Linked DNA regions of Homo sapiens: region 2 is linked to region 1. Evidence: chromatin loops called from intact Hi-C (ENCODE). Cell type or tissue: PC-3. All regions are shown on one strand. Links, peaks and the distances in the headings refer to the core of each region. The heading gives the core; the rest is flanking DNA. Region 1 overlaps KCNQ5 (potassium voltage-gated channel subfamily Q member 5). Region 2 overlaps LOC122539213 (KHDC1-KHDC1L).

Region 1 (10,601 bases), core at 1,708-9,707:
TTGCACTCTAGCACTCACGCAGTCATAGTTTATGCAAACCTTAAATAATTTCATTTTTACTTACATAATTTGCTATTTATGAGCTAGCTAGCTAAAGTTAAAATTAAAATCCATGGTTTATAATTGTGATCAATACTAAAAATGAAACTGATTATCTTTTATGTTATTTCAATATACTCACATAATGATAAGTATGCAAAACAGAGTAGATTTTAAAACTCTTAATAGGTTTATCATTTATTTTTATACATCATACCACTCTTCAGGTGGTATTGCCTTTTTTCCAGTGCTTTACTTACAGATTTTCCTACTTTATGTATGAGAATTAAATAGTGAAAATTGGATTAATAAATATCATTTCAATTATTTAGAAAAGAGGAGTATGTGCAGTGGTGCCTGGAGCAACCTTGCATTGACTCCCAAGCACTGACTACTTTTAAGAATTTTGGTGGTTATTAGGCCGGGCGTGGTGGCTCACGCCTGTAATCCTAGCACTTTGGGAGGCCGAGGCGGGTGGATCACGAGGTCAGGAAATCGAGACCATCCTGGCTAACACGGTGAAACCCCATCTCTACTAAAAATACAAAAAATTAGCTGGGTGTGGTGACGGGCACCTGTAGTCCCAGCTACTTGGGAGGCTGAGGCAGGAGAATGGCATGAACCCGGGAGGCAGAGCTTGCAGTGAGCCAAGGTCACGCCACTGCACTCCAGCCTGGGCGACAGAGCAAGACTCCGTCTCAAAAAAAAAAAAAAAAGAATTTTGGTGGTTATTAAACACCACATATTCTCACTCATAGGTGGGAATTGAACAATGAGAACACTTGGGCACAGGGCGGGGAACATCACTTCCCAGGGCCTGTCATGGGGTAGGGAGCAGGGGGAGGGATAGCATTAGGAGAAATACCTAATGTAAATGACGAGTTAATGGGTGCAGCACACCAACACGGCACATGTATACCTATGTAACAAAACTGTACATTGTGCACATGTACCCTAGAACTTAAAGTATTTTAAAAAAAGAATTTTGGTGGTTATTAAATACAGCTGTTACTAAAAATTAAATTACATAGACTTACAATCAAGTACATTATATTAAAAATAAAGGTAATATGTACTCAAACCTCACCATTTCCTAATTATTTTACTGTATGTTACTCTCTAGGCTCTTGAGTTGTTCACATCTATTGCGTCTGTACCATGGAAATTCTATCTAATAATGTAATATTGCTCGTCTTCTCAATTCCTGCTCAGTGATGTCACATTGGTAGTTTGAAAACAGCTATGACAGGAGTATTTACACTACAGAAATTGGCAAACAATACAAATCAGGATTTCCTTCTGAAGAGCTGGTTGTTCAGCATTTACCAGTGCATTACTGATGCTAAAAAAAATCTTACTTATTAAGGATTAAGTTTTTGAAGATGGAGATCAAATAGATTTTCTCAACTGGCTGTGTTGTGGGTTGAAAACAAAAACATTAAAGAGATTCAAAGTGAGATATGAAAGTTCTAAATCAGGTTCTATGGTTTATAAGTGTGGAGGGAATGTTTAAAAGCATAGACTGTCTTTCTTTTTCTCTTTTTTTTTTTTGAGACAAGGTCTCACTCTGTCACGCCAGGTGGAGTGCAGTGGCACAATCATGGCTCATTGCAGCCTTGACCTCCCAGATCTGCCAATCCTCCCATCTCAGCCTCCCAAGTAGCTGGGCCTACAAGGAGATACCCCCACACCGGTTAATTTTTATATTTTTTGCAGAGATAGGGGGGGTCTCCCTATGTTGCCCAGGCTGGTCTCAAACTCCTGAGCTCAAGTGATCCATCTGCCTTGGCCTTCCAAAGGGCTGGGATTACAGGCATGAACCACTGCACTTGGCCCATAGATATTTTTGAAATCAATGATTTATATAAAGAATGATGACCCTGTCATTATACTTTCGTTAAAAGAAGACTAGGCATGTCCTAATAGCTCTCAAAGCTGTCCCCTCATTTGCATCTCCACTGCTATAGGCTTAGAAAGAACAAACCTTTCAAAATGCAAGTAAGGGCATATTACCTCCCTCCTAAAGTCCTTCACTGGTTTTCCCTGGCCTATAGGATAAACATCAAACTCCTAGAAGCACATCCTATATGGCTGTTTATAAACTGGCCTCTATCTCTCTTGCCTCATCACCTTCCACTTCGTCCTTGGAACTTTAGGTTCCAGCAACAATAAAGTATGTGTAGGTCCACAAAAACCCTAGCCAATCAATTATATACTTCAATTACTTCCATTTGCTATTTCTTTTTCCTGAAATCCTGCTGTGTTTTCAAAACTCTGTTTTAAAGTCACTTCTTTTGGCCAGGTGTGGTGGCTTACACATGTAATCACAGCACTTTGGGGGGCTGAGGAGGGAGGATTGCTTGAGCCTAGGAGTTTGAGACCAGCCTGGGCAACATAGTGAGACCCCTGTCTCTACAAAGAATAAAAAATTAACCATGCATGATGGCACATGCCTATGCTCCCAGCTACTTGGGAGGCTGAGGTGGGAGGATCACTTAAGCCCAGGAGGTCGAGGCTACAGTGAGCCTTGACAGTCTTGCCACTGCACTCCAGCCTGGGTAACAGAGTGGGACCTTGTCTCAAAAAAAGCTCACTTCTTTCATAGAAATTTTTATGATTCCAACAAAACAGTTAATCACTTCTCTGTTAACCTCTAGCTTAGTACCTAACACACCACACTGTAATTATTTACTCATATTCTAGCTTCCTCCACCAGACTGTGTGAGAACCTTGAATGCAGGGATTATGTCTTCTACTCTTCATATCCCAAAACTTGGCCCAGAGTTTAATGAACATGGGAGGTTTATTTGTTTAGAAGCTCTACTGTGGAGACTTCGGGCAACTCTAGAAGGAAGAGGGTAGTGAATGGTGAGAATTCCCCCCTTCTCTCTCCAAATACTCATCTCTAGTCATTCCTCTGCATGCTGCCTGCTCTCCAGCCCATCTGGATTTTCCTGTCACCAAAGTGCTCATTCATCAGGATTCTGTCTCTTTGCACTCTACCTAAAATGCTAATTGTTCCAGATTCAGCTCAAGCACCAAGTGCTCTAGGAAATCTTTCCTAACCACCCTCACTGGGGTAGATGGTCTTTCTCTGTGCTTTCAAATGCACTGTGAGGTAGCTAAATCTGTGGCAGTGTGTCTCACCCACTGGAATTTATTCATGCCAGGAACTGTGCTCTTTACTTCAGCATCTGCATAATCCCTGGCAAGTATTAGGGGGTTCATTAAATGCTAGCTGAAGAAATAAATGAGGATTTGCTATTCCATAGTTCAAAGATGTTTGTGTTCTGTGACAAGGCAGACTCTTGTACAGATCTTCTAAAAAGAATGCCTTAGAATAGATTGAAGTTCTTCAGGCACATTTCAGAAAGAGCATAAGCCTCTGAGTTTCCTCCATGAATAAAAAAACTTTCTAAAGTAAAAGAAATGTTCACTCATTCAATAGTTAGGACCATGTGGGGTTCAGAAAAGTCATTTAAATAGAACTGCTACTGAAAATCATGAAAACATAATTTTCTTTTTCCTTAGATTGCTAACGTAATTAGGATCACACAAAGCAACAGCATTGCAAGCAACAACATATCATTTTGAGGAAATAAGGAGAAAGGCAAGAACAGTGGAAGTCAAGAAATATGTAATACTACAACATGATAAGCAGCAAAAGTAAAGAAAGACCTAATAGCAAAACAAAACTGTCCAGGGAAAAGAGAGGGAAGAGCCTGTTGGGATGGAATTATATTGGTTGAATGAAATTTACAGTATTATAAGACCATCAAGAAAACAGTGGAAAACATGTGGCTAGAGTCTAAAAAGAATACAACCTCAGTTTTTCATTCCTAGGAGATTGCTATCAGTGCTTCCAAAAATCACGTGTGCCTGTCTTGCTCTAAGCAGGACCAGGTGTGAGGGATGCTCTCTGGGGCTCCTGTTTTAGCCATCATACTCTGTGAATGAAGATGCCAGGTCAGTGGGGTCACATAACTTGACATGTTTACATTATTCAATTATCTCAGCCTCCCTCTTTCCACCCAATCCCCTCTCACTTCTTTCAGGACAGTACACGATTTTCATGATCAAAATAGAAGGTAGAGAGAGGAAAATTTGTGTCCAAGCTAAGTTTGAGAAAGCATCTCTGAGTATTTAGTATTGTCCTCCTTGCCCCCTGCAGCATTTTCTTATTTCTCTGGTCATCATTGGAATGCCTGGAACTGCCTCTGTCTCTATGATGCAATGAACTTAACCTGGGCACCCACTATCCATCTGCTGGACACAGAGCTGGATGGCGGGGATACAAAGGTGAACAAGACATAGATCTTGCTCTCTTCAACTTAATGTTGAGTGGGTCTCCAAGAGTTGTGCTTGGCTGGATGGCTGGTGCAGTGCTAAGTACTTTACCTGCATTCTGTCAACTTAAAACTCTAAGAATTTTCCACCTTTGACATTTGGGTCAAGTAAAGCTCAGGAGGTTGAGTTACCTGTTCAAGGTCACAGAACTAGTAAGAACAAGGTTACTGCAGATGCCAAGGCTCACATTTTTACCATTCCACTCACAGTGCTGCAACACAGAGTGAATCCCAGGCAGGCAACCTTGTAAACATTAAGGAGAATGTTTAGGCTGTCTATGGATCTGACCTCCTACTCTGCCTTGTATGCTCTGACATTCTCACACAAATGAATCCAAGGCCACATTAGTCATTTATTCATCTCTGTCCTTGTCTTTCCAGAGGGGATCCCATACTTGGAAAACATCTGCCTTTCAACCTGGCCACCTGCATTCTCTCATAAGGTCCCTTCTGGGAATCAGTCCATGGCTAATATGGGTTACCTACCTCCAGTAATTGTAATGTTTTCCCTTTTATCACAAATTTTAGGGGCTGTCTGCTTACTTTACCTCATTTGTAGGATATATACATCAGTCTCATTGGAGTCTGTTAGTTTTGCTTTACAGGGTATATTTTCCAGCAAATATATGTAATATATTCCCAACGTATATCATGAGCAAAAAGCTACCCAATTAGCCTTTGATAAGAGGAGAGAGTAGGCCATTATCTTGTTACTTGCAGGGAGCAAGGAAGCTCAGAGTTCAATAATTCTAGACACCAGGAAAAAATATGTGGGTGCTGAAAATTGAGGAAAATGTCCCAAAGTAGGTATCAACTACGAATTCAAAAGGTCTTTCAATTCTTCAATTTTTTTTCTAAGACTTGCATTTCATATACTAAGGGCTTTAACTACAGGATGAGGGGGTGGAGGGGAGACCAGAGGAGTAGGGGAGTCCTTGTTGGCAGGTAGAAGAGTGAAACCTGGTTTCATGCTTAGTTCTCACATAGGCTAGCCCAGACCTTCTGTGTCTTACTCTCTAAACACAGCTGGGAGCAAGCCCAGAGCGACTCAGAGTCTAGACAAGGGCCAGAAAGCTTCTTCTATAAAGGGCCAGGTAGTAAATATCTTATGCTTTGTGGGTTGTATGGTCTTTGCTGAAACTACTCAAGTCAGCCACTGTAGCATGCGAGCAGCCATAGGACAATAAATAAATGAATGAGTGTAACTACATTTCAATAAAACTTTATTTATAAAAACAAGCCCCTTGGGTTAGATTTTGATCCCCTGGCTATAGTTTGCTGACCCCTGGTTTAGATAAGAAGAGCTAAGAGAAAATGCCCTGAAGCCAAGAATAAATGAAAGCCCATGAACTGGCCTGGGGAAGAAGCAGAAGACCTTGGTGGCCTCTTACATGCTTACAAAAGAAGTTTGATATGACTTGTGTATTTCCTACTAGAAAGGAATTTCTGGGCAAATCATTCTAGAGTTAAATTAGGACCTTTAAGATACATTTAATGATTAAAATGATAATATTAGATAGCACTTTATAGTATAATCCTATGATAAGGGTACTATTGCCATCCCTGTTTTGCAGATAAAGAAACTGAGGCACAGAGAGGTTAAGTAACTTGCCTGATGTTAAACATCCAGTAATTGTGGAATTAGGACGTGAACCAGTTTGGCTCCAGCTTTGAGCTCTTAATCATAAGGTTCCTCTATTGTCTTAACATTAAGATCTTCATACTTTAACACAAAATAACAACAATGAAAAAGACACTTTGATATGATATGATTGTTTTTACTCACATGTGCCTGGCACATAGTAAGTGTTCAATACACTTTTGCTAAGTGAATGTCCTGTTTTTACTATGTCTCTCCTTCTTTGAGAGAGGTCTAAAGTTTCATGCAAGAAGTAGTTAAGAAGTTCTACTAATTTTTCAAAGGATTACCTTAGAAGAGAAAGGGAGTGCTGAAGTGACTGATTCATCCTTTCTTTCATGAATATTCATTAAGTACCTATGACGAGCCCTTTGGAGGACCAGCAAAAGGCTGAGGAATAAGTTACATACTCATCTGCTTCTTTTCTTCATGAGGGTAGATTGCATCACTGGGATTAATACAGCAGCAAAGAGCAAAAGACCTCTAAGGTTAGTCTCCTTTGATGCTGTTGGTTATGAAGAGACTAGGAGTCTAATAAACCCATTGCACAAAACTGATATGCCCCAGCAGTACCACTAGAGGGTGTAAAAGATTCATCACAAACCTAAACTAGTACCTCCTCTTGAAACTGAAGTCTGCTCATACAATTTTCTGAGCATGAAGAAATAACTAAAGCAAAGTGAAACTCTGGGTAGACGACATCTATATATACACACGAACACATGTGCACTTATAAGGAAATGTAGGTGCATTTGTTGTGCTGCCATGAGTTCTAAAATCTTACAAAAGTCTTATTCCAATCCTCTAAATTAGGGTAAAAATATTGCATATGAATATGCAGAGATAAGAACGATGAGAAAACAGAAGCAGCAGTGACTGCTGCCACCGCCAAACAGATGGACGGACCCAGCCAGCAGCCAAACCATGTGCAAGGGCGGAGAGGGCTCAGCCAACTGTGAACTGAAGAGGCAGTTTGATTGACTGTCAAGACAGCAGTACTTCCCAAGCTTGGCTGCTCTTTGGAATCACCTAGGGAGCTTTAAAAAATGCCTGGGTCCTACCTCCAGAAATTCTGTTTTAATTGTTCCAGGGCATGGTCCAAAGATTTTATAAAACTTTTCAGGTGATGCTAATGTGTGGCCAAGGTTGAGAGCCACTGGAGTAGAGACAGGATTGGGGTGATGGTGGCATGTGGTGGTGGAGTGTGTTGGGGGTGGAACAATCCCTGCTCTCATGCAAAGAAGTGATCATGATTCATGCCAGCTTGCAAAATCTTCTAAGTCGCACATGTCAGACCCATTGACATGGCATTAGTGTGCCTTGGTGTCAGACCTCTAATCAGAACTGAAATGCTTCCCCGTCCTTGAGTGAGGTCTGAAGTTTCATGCAAGAAGTAGTTAAGAAGTTCCATTAATTTTTCAAAGGATTACCTTGGAAGGGAAAGGAAGTGCTAAAGTGACTGATTCATTCATTCTTTCAATGAATATTCATTGAGTACCTATGACGTTGTGCTGAGTATTGTGTTAGGCTCTGAACTGTTAACTGCTGGGCGCTGGCAGAGTTAAAGAAGCCTCCTACGTGATGACAATGATCATTTGGTCCTTGGTCTCTTCCTCTCTACAAGCATGGTGCAAGACAATGGTTGCTGCGACTGTGAGCTCTGATAGGATTTGAGAGTTTCATTTGTCCAGAGCTTGGAGCTCTCTAGATAAGCTCCATGTGGCTGCCTCCCCTAGTGATGCCTGATGAGTGGGACTCGAGAATTTGTCCATTCATTCATTCATTCATTCATTCATCAAACATTTATTGAGTGCCTATTATATGCCAGCTTCTGTGCTAGATGCCAGGGATACAGCAATGAAGAAACAAATCCTATTGCTTGGGCACTTTCAGTCTAGTAGGGCAGACAGACAAGTAGGCAGACAGTTAAAATTCACTTTGTGATGTGCAAGGTGGTGGGAAGCCCAGGTTGATATGGGAATGCAGAAGAGGGGTGTTTAACCCAGACTGGTAGAGGTGATCAGAAATGATTTCTGGAGGAGATGACAGTGCTTTACCTACTCTGCACCCTCATTTATGGGGATATTATTAAGTTTCTGAAGGTTGCTGAATGGCCCCCTTGTGATTGCAGATCTTATGTTTGTGGGGTGGATGTGGGTTTCTCCCCCTTAACCCCTCACTTTATGTTGGTTATTTGGGTTAATTTACACTACCGACATGCATTCCACATCCCTCTGTTATGGTTTGAATGCCCCCTCCGAAATTCATGTTGAAATTTTATGCCTAATGTGGCAGTATTGAGGGGTGGAACTTTTAAGAGGTGATTAGATCATGAGGACTCTGGCTGTATGAATAAATTATGGATTAATGGGTTAATGGATTAATGAGTTATCATGAGAGAGGAACTGGTGGTTTTATAAGAAGTGGAAGAGAGACCTAAGTTAGCACTTAGCATGCTCACTCTGCTTGCTATGTGATGCCCTGTGCTGCCTCAGGGTGCCACAGAGAGTCCCCACCAACAAGAAGGCCCTCACCAGATACACCTGCCCACCTTGGACCTCCCAGCCTCCATAACTGTAAGAAATAAATTCATCCTTATAAATTACTCAGTTTCAGATATTGTTATAAACATCAGAAAACAGACTGAAATACTCCCTCTTCCAGTTTGGAAAATTCTATCTTCTGATTTCTGACTCTCCATGAGAAATACAGCATTTATCTGTCTTAAAAGCACGGACCCCAAGGCTCATCCTTCAGGTGACCCAGAGCCTTTTGATCACAGAATTTCCCCTGAGGCAGCCCTCACTCGAAATTGATCACGGGACAAATCCAGCAGACAACTAGGGCTGCAGAGCTTGATAATTTGGGTCACTATTGAAGGCATATGTGTTAGTTATTTAGAATACTTTTTAATGTTGTTTTCTTGTTAATACATAAACATAATTCAACAATATAGATTTGTATTTGTGTTTACAGTATTTAAACTCTGACAGTTTTATAATCTGCAAAGCAAGTTATAAAATTATATATCTAAGATTCCTCTACTCTTCTTTCATCTTAGATCGGGTTACTAGACAAGACCAAGGAACCCCAGGAGTCCCTGGATGCACTGATCTGTCTCATTTTCTTGGTTTTAACTCTTGATAGAGAAATGTAAATTAGCTCCACGTGTGTACAGTCTGTCTGATATTCTCACTGTAGGGGCAAGCAGATATTCCATTTGGCTCACTTAGGACATTCAGACATTCTGTGGCCACACTGTTTCCACCACTGAGAGTAGACTTGTTCTCCTAATGCTTGCCATTATTGTCCTTTATATGCAGGATCTAGTAGGCTCTCCTGCAGAGTTTTTGTTTTTTTTTAATGTTTGTAGAGATGGGTCTTGCTATGTTTCCCAGGCTGGTTTCAAACTCCTGGGCTCAAGCCATCCTCCCAGCTCAGCCTCCCAAAGTGTTGAAATTATAGGCATGAGCCACTGCACCTGGCCCCTCCTGTAGATTTTTGTTGGATTTTCTTTTAAGGGTATAAGAGTAGTAAAACCCAAGCAAGAACTTCCAGATCCGAAGAAGTCTTTCCTGCCAGGAATTTGTAAGCATTGATATGGCGACTAAATTTGGGGATTTTGTGTTCCTAGGAGTGTAAAATCTTGCATAAATTTTAAAGTGTAAAAAAAAAAACCAAATAATAAAGTGTGAAATGAATAAGTAAATAAATAAATTGACTATACATGTTGACTACTTTAAAATATTTTTAACATGGAATAGGAGATTCTATATTTTTAGCAAATAATAGAAAACTCAGTTTAAATTATAGCCAAAGAAAAGGTTTAATATCTCACATGCTACAAAGTAAGTGCATCTTCAGTGAAAACACTACTTTAACACAGCCTCGGAGCAAATGTAGCCACAACTAATTACCTTCAAAACAAAAACAAGCAAAAACAACATTCCAGGGAGTATATTAGCTGATTTTAAAGATATGTGCTAAATGATCCATAAAATGTTCTTTAGCAGCGTCCTTTACTGTAACATGTCATAGATTGGCTGTCAAGAATGTCTTAATAGTGACTTGCAAACAAAGACTCATCACCTCTGCTAAAATAGCAGAGATGCCATCAGCAAAATTAAGAACTGGTGATGATTAAACAGCTTGTAGATTTAACAAAACCCGCAATGGCAAACACGTGCCTCTTCTTTACTTGCGGAGTATTCTTGCCTGAAATATGAAGTGAGATGCAAGAAGGATTCACAGCTGAGATTGCATTTTAGGGATGGTCAAGATAATGGTCCCATACATGCCTTTCAGAACAGGAATAACACAGGGGCAAGAAAACTGAAAAACTTTATCACCCAACCCAGGGTAACAGTGAGGCCTGATTTGCATATCCACCTCAGGAACTCTGAAATGTCATTAGTGGTTCTTCAGTTCACTGATCAGATCTGAGCTATTTTAGAAGAGTTGATGAGCCTTTGCTAGTTACAAAGAAATTCTTGACACTTCATCTATGTTCATATTAGAGTGAGAGATTCTGGTAATTTAAAAAAGTGTTCTATTTACCATCTGGCTTCAAACCCTTT
Region 2 (10,601 bases), core at 992-8,991, 53 kb before region 1:
TACAGACTGTCACACAGACTGCCAAAATAAATTGTCTACACAAAATGGCCACTTTTTTCTTTCTAGAATTGAATTGTTCAGTTAGTCCTGAGGCCTAGCCCAGTGCCTTAATAATTATTTGTTGAAAAGTGAATGAACATCTTTTTATTTTATTTTATTTTATTTTATTTTATTTTTGAGATGGAGTCTCGCTCTGTCACCCAGGCTGGAGTGCAGTGGCGTGATCTCGGTTCACTGCAAGCTCTGTCTCCCAGGTTCACGCCATTCTCCTGCCTCAGCCTCCTGAGTAGCTGGGACTACAGGTGCCTGCCACCACGCCCAGCTAATTTTTTGTATTTTTAGTAGATACGGGGCTTCACCGTGTTAGCCAGGATGGTCTCGATCTCCTGACCTCATGATCCACCTGCCTCAGCCTCCCAAAGTGCTGGGATTACAGGCGTAAGCCACCGCACCCAGCCATGAAATTCTTTTTAATGGCTAGGAATGTATTCTAATATTGAAATAAAAATAACCTGTAAAGAAGTGAAGCACATTCTAGTTTGCTAGGCATACAAAGATAAATGTATATCCCTGACCTTTGGACAATAATCAACATTGCTTTTACTAAAAATTTCCTAGGGAAAAAGTCTCATGATTGTCAAAGGTACCATAGTATTTCTAACTCCAATCAAACTTCTGGCAAAGGTCTGTGTATACCTTAGTACAGTTTAAGGAGTCTGAGTTGTCATTTTCTTTCGTCTTTCTTTTCTCTTCTTTTTTTGAGATGGAATCTTGGTCTGTCACCCAGGCTAGAGTGCAGTGGCGTGATCTCGGCTCACTGCAACCCCTGTCTCCCAGGTTCAAGCGAGTCTGGTGCATCAGTCTCCCTGGGATTATAGGAATGCCACCACGCCTGGCTAATTTATTGTAGTTTTAGTAGAGATGGGGTTTTGCCATGTTGGCCAGGCTGGTCTCGAGCTATTGGCCTCAAGTGATCCACCTGCTTCAACCTCCCAAAGTGCTGGGATTACAGACGTAAGCCACTGCGCCCGGCTGAGCTGTCATTTTCTAATGAGCTGTAAGCAATGATCCCACTGAAGGATCCCTGTCTGAAGTATTTTCATGGGGAAGCTGGAAAAAAAAAAAGAGAAAACAACAGGGTAGGTGCGATGGCTCAAACATGTAATCCTAGCACTTTGGGAGGCGAGGCAGGCAGATCACTTGAGGTCAGGAGTTCAAGACCACCCTGGCCAACATGGTAAAACCCTGTCTCTATGAAAAATACAAAAATTAGCTGGGTGTGGTGGCGTATGCCTGTAATCTTAGCTATTTAGGAGGCTGAGGCATGAGAAACAGTTGAACCTGGGAAGCAGAGGTTGCAGTGAGCCAAGATCATGCTACTGCACTTCAGCCTGGGCGATACAGTGAGACTCCATCTCAAAAACAAACAAAACAAAGCAAAAAAACACCAAAAAACCAAGAATGATGCTAAATGGATTTGTGTGTGTGTGTGTTTTGCTACCATATTTCCTGTTCAATAGGGTCAATATTTATTTTCCCATAGAGAATGTCCTCTGAAGCCTTAAGATATGTTCTGTATGTGGAACTACTCTTTATTGTACTGAACCAATAATTGAATATCAGCTATGTCATTTTCATTTAAACGTAAAATTTTGTTTTTTGAATAGATAATTTCTTTATTGGGTTCAAAATTCAAAAAATGCTTTTAGTGAAAAAGATACCCTCCAAGTCCTGTCCTTCAGCTATACAGTATCATTTCTTGTAGGAAATCTGTTTCTAATTCCTTGTATACCCTTGGTTCTCAGATAAATACGCATATACAATGTCTTCTTTTTTATATTCAGATTGCATCATACAATATACTCTTTAGCACCTTGCCTTTTTAAAAACTTAACAATAGGTCTGGCAGAGGGTTGCATTTTAGAGCAGAAACACTTTCTCATAATTTCTTATAGCTATATAGTGTTCCATTGTATGGATATAGCATTCAACCCATTCCATATTGATGGACTTTTAGGTTATTTCCAACCTTATGTTGTAACAAACAATACTGCAGTACTGCAATGTGTATATGTCATTTTGCACATGTGTGAATATATTTGTGGGATAAATTGCTAAAAGTGCATTAATGGATATAGCCAAGTTTCCTTCCTAATTGTTGACAGTTTATACTTCTACCACATGTGTATGAGTATCTATTTCCTTACACTCTCACCAATAATGAGTATCAAATATTTTTAATTTTTGTCAGTCTTATTGATAGATGAAAAATGGTTTCCTAGTGCTGCTTTAATTTGCGTTTATCTTATTACAAGTGGCACTGAATATCTTCTTATTGGATTCCCATATGTGTTTTCCAATGCCTTTTCATTCATATGTATACACAATTTATATTGCACTTTCTGTGACCTGTCTATTTAGGCTGTTGTCCATTAGGTTGTTATTGATTTGTAGTACCTCTTGATATATTATAAATATTAGTGTGTTGTTTGTAAAATAAGCCACAAATACTTCTTTCCAGTGTGTCCTTTGTTTTTTACATTGTTTGGGTGGTATTTGCTATGTAGATATTTTTAATGTCTATGAGGTGAATTCATGAATCTTTTTATGTTTATTGCCTCTGGATTTTGTTTAGTTCTTAGGAATGCCCTCCTCATCCCATGACTATAAAATATTTGGTAGTGGTTTCCTCTGGCATGGTTTGGGTTTTCTTTTTTACATTTAAATAATATTATTTAAATGTATTCCTGAGATGTGATTTGATTTAGGTTGTTAGGTATGGGTCAAATGGGTTTTTATTATTTTTATTATGTATATATTTTAATGTAATTTAATTTTTTTTTTTGGAGACAGAACCTCTGTCACCCAGGCTGGAGTGCAGTGGTATGATCATAGCTCACAGCAGCCTCAAACTCTTGGGCTGCAGTTATCCTCCCACCTCAGCCTCCTGAGTAGTTGGGATTACAGTTGCACACCACCATGCGTATAATTTTTATAATTTTTTTAGACAAGGGGTTTCACCATGTTGGCCAGGCTGGTCTTAAACTCCTGAGCTCAAGTGATCTGTCCCCCTTGGCCTCCCAAAGTGCTGGGATTACATGTGTGAACCACTGTGCCTGGCCTGCAGTGATATTTCTGTCAAACCTGAGAAATACACTGGGGAGAAATCCAATACATATAATAAAATAAAAAATTATGATCAAGGACACTAGACTTAATGTTGAATCAGAGAACCTATAGTAGAGAAAAATACTATAGGTAATATATAAGGCCAATCATTGGCCCACTAGATGGAAAACTTTTATAGCTAGCCCATGTGAAGTTTCAGTCCTGTCTTAATTTATTAAGTATCACTGAATGTACACTGGAAAATATAAACGTATCAATCAGAAATGTTTTAATGTCTTTTCATTCTATTTTGGACGTGAGGAAATCACTTTTTAGTGAGTTGCAACTATACTAAAGTCATAGATTCAGCTATTTTGCACTGAAGGAAGTACACAGTTCTATGACAAAAAAAATTTAAATTAAATTGTATCCGCTGGGCAAGGTGGCTCACACCTGTAATCCTAGGACTTTGGGAGGCCAAGGCAGATTGATCACCTGAGGTCAGGAGTTTGAGACAAGCCTGGCCAACATGGTGAAACCTTGTCTGTACTAAAAATACAAAAATTTGCTGGGCGTGGTGTAATCCCAGCTACTCGAGAGGCTGAGGCAGGAGAATTGCTTGATCCCAGGAGGTGGAGGTGGAGGTTGCAGTGAGCTGACATTGCGCCATTGCACTCCAGCCTGGGCAACAGAGCAAAATTCTTTCTCAAAAAAAAAAAAAAAAAAGAAAAAAAATTGTATCCTTAAGTGATGATTTTGTTGGAAATTTTTTTTATAGATATCATAGTGTATTCAAAGTAAATTAGCTCTTCCTGGTGATTCAGAGCAACAGTCAGGCAAGCTTTTTCTATAAAGTGCCAGATAGTAAATATTTTACGTTCTGTGTCATGCAGTCTCTGTCGAAACTACTCACTCAATGATTACAGTGCAAAATTAGTCAGAGGGAATACATAACTGAATGGTACTGCACTGTCCCAATATAACTTTATTTATAAACACAAAATGAATTGTACATAATTTTATGTGTAAGAAAAAATAATTTGTTTTTTGATTTTTTAGAGCCATGTAAAAATGATTCCTGGCTGGGCGCAGTAGCTCACACCTGTAATCCCAGCACTGTGGGAGGCCGAGGTGGTTTGATCACCTGAGGTGAGGAGTTTGAGACCAGCCTGGCCAACACGGTGAAACCTCGTTTCTACTAAAAATACAAAAATTAGCTGGGTGTGGTGGTGTACGTCTGTAATCCCAGCTACTCGGGAGGCTGAGGTAAGAGAATTGCTTGAACCCGGGAGGCAGAGGTTGTAGTGAGCTGAGATCGCGCCAGTGTACTCCAGCCTGGACAACAAGTGTGACAGTCCATCTCAAAAAAAAAAAAAAAAAAAATTTCTAAACCACAACCTATACAAAAAACAGGCATGAGAAATTGTGGAAGACAGTGTGGTGATTCCTCAAGGATCTAGAGCCAGAAATACCATTTGACCCAGCAATCCCATTACTGGGTATATACCCAAAGGATTATAAATCATTCTATTATAAAGACACATGCACACATGTATTTATTGCAGCACTATTTACAATAGCAAAGACTTGGAACTAACCCAAATGCCCATCAATGATAGACTGGATAAAGAAAATGTGGTACATATACACCATGGAATACTATGCAGCCATAAAAAAGAAGGAATTCCTGTCCTTTGTAGGGACATGGATGAAGCTGGGAGCCATTGTTCTCAGCAAACTAACACAGGAACAGAACCAAATACTGCATGTTCTCACTGATAAGTGGGAGTTGAACAGTGAGAACACATGGACACAGGGAGGTGAGCATCACACACCTGGGCCTGCCGGGGGTGATGAGCAAGGGGAGGGAGAGCATCAGCACAAATACTGAATGTATACAGGGCTTAAAACCTAGATAAGGGGTTTATGGGTGCAGCAAACCACTATGGCACATGTATACTATGTAACAAACCTGCACATTCTGCACATGTAGCCCAGAATTTAAAGTAAAATTTAAAAAAAAGAAAAAAAAGGAAAAGCATTAGTCCTATCTATGTCCTAAATAGTACAAAACTTCAGTAAATAAAAGGCTGTGTTTTATTAATGCATGAATGGAAAGACAAATCAATGGAATAGAATAGAAAACCAAATATACCCCCACATATATGCATAAAAATTTAATATTTGATAAGATGATTCAGATTAATGTGGAAAGGCAGATTACTCAATCAGTGAATGAGTAATCATTGTGATAAACAAGCAAACCATTTAAAAATCCATTTGAGGTCAGGCAGAGTGGCTCACATGTGTAATCCCAGCAATTTGGGAGGCACAGGAAGGGGGATTGCTTGAGCCTGGGAGTTTGAGATCAGCCTGAGAAGATGGTGAGACCTTGTCTCTACAAAAATAAAAAATAAAAAATTAGCCAAGTGTGGTGGTTGCACCTATAGTCCTGGCTACTCGGGAGGCTGAGCTGGGAGAATAACTTGAGCCCAGGAGTTTGAGGCTGCTGTGAGCTATGATCACACCACTGCACTCCAGCCTGAGAGCAAGATACACAGCAAGATAATTCCAACTGAAGGGCTTTGATTTTTAAAGTATAAATAGGAATTCTTCTCTTCTTATTTATTTATTGTTGGCTACCAGATGGAGTGGTCAGGATTTTTCTATAGTATTAGTATTTTGGTACTCAATAGAGCATACACATTTTTATTATAAATTCTTTGATGCTTAATATTATATGACTTGGAAAGTGCTATAAATGAAAATAATAAAGACATACTTTGTGTTTTTCAATCTTGAGGTTTTATGTGATAAAACATTGGTTACCTACAGTTCATTCTCCCTCTTTGGAAAGTGGAACATTGCTGGGCTCAATCAATCAAAATGAGAGAAGTATGTAAAAGGGACCAGAATCATGTAGCATGATTTGAACAGCAAATAACAGGAAACACTTGTCTAGTTGGATGCTAATAAAGCACTGTATTAGTGCCAATAGCAGACATTCCAGGCATATTATGCCAAGGGCTCCCTTCCACCCGTGTTGGCTTCCTCTTCGGGTTGGTAGCAAAATACTTGTAGCCGTTTCCAAAATCATATCCTGTTATAAACACCAGGAGAAAGAAAGAAGATATGAGTCCTTTTTTGTGTCTCTTTTCAGAAATGAGACAACCTCTGCTGGAAGCCTCCTTTAGGTTTTACTTCATTTCAAAATTGGGACATGTGCCATTTCCTAAAGCAATCACTGGCAAGGGGAATGAGATTATCACGATTAGTCTAAACTAATCACCTGGAGTTAAATTGATGTTAGAAGTTAATGTCCATCAGCACTAAACAGGGTTCTATTCTTCTATATTTTGACATCATCTGGGAGTTGAAAAACTGCAACTGTGAGCCAGAGATTGACAGAGTGATAGAGCCACTGAATAAGAAATAGATTTATGACTTGGGAAGTGGAGAAGCCATGCTAAATGAAACCTATAAATTTGAAGCTGCCAATTTCTCATAGATTATCTATTTGTTTAAGTATAAGGAATCTTGAGAAACTCATGTAGGATGCAATAGAACCTATATTTCATTTGAGTGCATATTCATTAACATTTTCCTGCTTTTTAAAAACTCTACAATCAGGCCGGGTGCAGTGTCTCATGCCCATAATCCCAGTGCTTTGGAGGCTGAGCCGGGAGGATCTCTTGAGCCCAGGAGTTTGAGACCTGCCTGGGCAACATAGCAAACCCTGTCTCTACAAAAAACCAAACCAAACCAAAGCAAAAATGCAACAAATTAGCTGGTTGGCGTGGTGCACTTTTGTAGTCCTAGCTACTTGGGAGGCTGAGGCAGGAGGATTGCTTGAATTCGGGAGTTTGAGACTGCAGTGAGCTATGATTGCGCCACTACTCTCTGGCCTGGGCAATAGGGCAAGACTCTGTCTCTAAAAACAAACCAAATAAGAAAAACAAAACCAGGAAACCCTCTATCATCAGAAAATTATCGACACTTTTGGTTTCAGATGTGCCCGTCTTGCTGTGAGTCCACATCCAGCAGGGACAGGCAAAGCTAAGAGCACCAGGGCTCTTCTCCTTCCTGTGTGCGTGCACCTTCCCATGAATATAATAAATAAAGATGATTACTTACTCCATGTGTTACACTTGCAAACCTTGCCTTTTTTATTGCTCTAAAATATGAGGTAACCAAGATTGTGCATAACTAGCATTAGACAACTCACTGCACACTATTTCTAACTGTGTTTGTGGTCCTATGTGGTACTTTGGATAATGTTATTTTCATAATTATGCATGAATAATTTTTCCAGGGCCACCAGCTGGTCCTAGCTGGTTGCCTTCTCCTCTACCCCTGCTGACTACATAAGTGGTTTGTTATTTTCCAAAGATAATTTTCTTAAAACGCTTATGCTTGGGGGTACGCGTGAAGGTTGGTTACATACGTAGACTAGTGTCATGGGGGTTTGTAGTACAGATTATTTCATCACCCAGGTATTAAGCCCATTAGTCACTATTTATCTTTTCTGCTCCTCTCCCTTTTCTTACCCTCCACCCTCAAGTAGACCGCAGTGTCTATTGTTTCCTTCTTTGCGTTCATGAGTTCTCATCATTTAGCTCCCATTTGTAAGTGAGAACAAGTGGTATTTGGTTTTCTCTTGCTGCATTAGTTTGCTAAATATAATGGCCTCCAGCTCCATCCATGTTCCCACAAAATACATGATCTCATTCTTTTTGTTATGGCTGCATAGTGTTCCATGGTGTATATGTACCACATATTCTTTATCCAATCTGTCATTGATGGATATTTAGGTTGATCCTATGTGCTTGCTATTGTGAATCATGCTGCAATGAACATTCATGTGCATGTGTCATTATGGTAGAATGATTTATATTCTTCTGGGTATATACCCAGTAAGGGGATTGCTGGGTCGAATGGCACTTCTGCTTTTAGCAGCTTGATGAATCACTATACTGCTTTCCACAATGGCTAAACTAATTTACACTCCCACCAACAGTGTATGTGTTCCCTTTTTTTCTGCAACCTCACCAGCATCTGTTATTTTTTGACTTTTTAAATAATAGCCATTCTAACTTGTGTGAGTTGGCATCTCATTGTGGTTTTGATTTGCATTTCTCTAATGATCAGTGAAACTGAGCTTTTATTCATATGCTTGTTGGCCACATGTATGTCTTTTGAAATTGTTTGCTCATACCCTTTGCCCACATTTTAAGGGGCTGTTTGTTTTTCTCTTGTAAATTTGTTTAAGTTCATTATAGATCCTGGATATTAGACCTTTGTCAGATGCATAGTTTGCAAGTATTTTCTTTAGGCTGTCTGTTTATTCCGTGGATAGTTTCTTTTGCTATGCAGAAGCTATGTGATGGGCAACAAGAGTGAAACTTTGTCTCAAAAAAAAAAATTTTTTTTCTTTTTTTTCTTTTTCTTTTTTTTTTTTTGAGACCGAGTCTCACTCTGTCGCCAGGCTGGAGTGCAGTGGTGCGATCTCAGCTCAGTGCAACCTCCGACTCCCTGGTTCAAGCCAAAATTCGCTCTTTTAATTTACATATAAAAAGAAATATTCAGGTTTGCTTGATGTTCTGCAAATTTTGAGTGACTCAAACATACTATGAGTGTTCTTTTGGTTACCAAACTTAGAATAACATAAAAAAACTGTCAGAAGAAAACTTTTTTTTTAAAGGTTATTTCTAATAAAATGATATGTACTTTTTTCTAAAGTTAAAAAACTTGTTTACTATATAGACTGACATGTAACTGTTAAAACCTTGATTTTAAAAATGAAACTGTCTTTGTCAATTATGAATTAGTGACGTTCATAATATACTTATGGGGTAAATTAAAGTCCCTGGGTATTTGTTAGTGGCGTCCTTAACTCTCATGACAACTCTGCTTCTCTTACTTGAGAAGGGAGTGTTCGTGATTATTTGACCGTTTTATGGAACTATCCATGCTTTGTACAGATATTTTGGAAAGTTTTTTTTTTTTTTAATATTAATGTTTCCTGGCTGGGCGCGGTGGCTCACGCCTGTAATCCCAGCACTTTAGGAGGCCGAGGCTGGCGGATCGTCTGAGGTCGCGAATTCGAGACCAGCCTGACCAACATGGATAAACCCCGTCTCTACTAAAAATACAAAATTAGCCGGGTGTGGTGGCACGCGTCTGTAATCCCAGCTAGTCCAGAGGCTGAGGCAGGAGAATCTGTTGAACCCGGGAGGAGGAGGTTGCAGTGAGCCGGGATCGCGCCATTGTACTGCATCCTGGGCAACAAGAGTGAAACTCCGTCTAAAAAAAAAAAAAAAAAATTCATGTTTCTTGTTAATGGTTAATGTTTAAAAATGTAAAGTAGATTTTTTCAAGTATTCTATGCTATCATGATTCTAAATTTATCGTTAGCGTATAGTCTTCTCCCAGAAGTTAAAATCCGCTCAAGTGGCTGAATTGTTCTCCTTCATTCAGCGAAGGAGAGATTAAAAGAGGAACAGTTTCTGAGTGATGGAGGGTCCTGCTAAAAATAAATAAATAAAATAAATAAAAGCAAGTATTTATATAGGCAGTAGATATGTGATTGAGTTGGTCCATATCAGAAAATTTAGAAATTGAGAGGTTTTCTGACCTCTTGTGGAAGTCTCATTAAAAATGGCAAGAAATTGGCCGGGCACAGTGGCTCATGCCTGTAATCCCTGCACTTCGGGAGGCCGAGGCGGGCGGATCACTTGAGGTCAGGAGTTGGAGACCAGCATGGCTGCATGGCAAAACCCCGTCTCTGCTAAAAATACAAAAATAAACTGAGCGCGGTGGTTTGCGCGTGTAATCCCAGCTACTCGAGAGGCTGAGGCAGGAGAATGGCTTGCACCTGGGAGATGGAGGCTGTAGAGGGCTGAGATCGCACCAGGCACTCCAGCCAGGGAGACAGAGTCAGACTCTGTCTCAAAAAAAAAAAAAACAAAACAAAACAAAAAAAACAAAAACCAAACCAAACCAAAACAAAACCCAAAAAGGCAAGAAATTAAAGAACTTTTAGAAGCTTTGCCATTACCTAAGGGAGTAGCCATATAATAAAATGGAGACTAATTTAAAGGGCAATAACCCAGAATCCTGAGGAAATAATTTGCCACTATGCTAAACAAGTAGCATTAACCAAAGCAGTTGCCATACTGATGGTTTGTAAATATGTTCTAGTCATAGTCTGCTTATCTCCAGAATGGATTGAGGATATTCCTGATAGACAGACAAGATTTTGATGATAAAATTGCTTGACTGTTATTCTGGACTTAAGGAATTCTAGTGTATTCTTCAGTGATTGGGGGGAGGGGTTGTGGTACACAAAAGAACAGCTCCAAATGTTTTTTAGTGTGAATAAACAATCTTGCTGTACCAAATGAATATTTAGAACAATTAGAAAGAAGGAGGGGCATGGTGGCTCACACCTGTAATCCCAGCACTTTGGGAGGCCAAGGCGGGTGGATCACCTG

Evidence for each region. Peaks named below come from ENCODE experiments on the same cell type or tissue, not always from the same donor. Only the 100,000 strongest peaks of a DNase experiment are listed, where the experiment ranks them.
Region 2: it touches region 1 in a loop (9-fold over the local background); 2 of 110 quality-filtered maps call a loop at or near these places.

Annotation. Positions count from the first base shown.
Region 1 is chr6:73,177,216-73,187,816 of GRCh38, reverse strand. The region is part of intron 11 of KCNQ5 (potassium voltage-gated channel subfamily Q member 5); the gene reads right to left. Among named protein-coding and RNA genes, the nearest start is that of KCNQ5-AS1, 39 kb to the right of the region's middle. In PC-3, for the core only: CTCF peaks have their summits at 6,399 and 6,598 (motif pointing right); a DNase peak (open chromatin) is centred at 6,616; H3K4me3 peaks cover 615 bases.
Region 2 is chr6:73,229,716-73,240,316 of GRCh38, reverse strand. The region is part of intron 4 of LOC122539213 (KHDC1-KHDC1L); the gene reads left to right. Among named protein-coding and RNA genes, the nearest start is that of KHDC1L, 9.5 kb to the right of the region's middle. In PC-3, for the core only: no CTCF peak of the experiment used is centred there; DNase peaks (open chromatin) are centred at 3,976, 5,386 and 6,126; H3K4me3 peaks cover 990 bases; H3K27ac peaks cover 5,860 bases.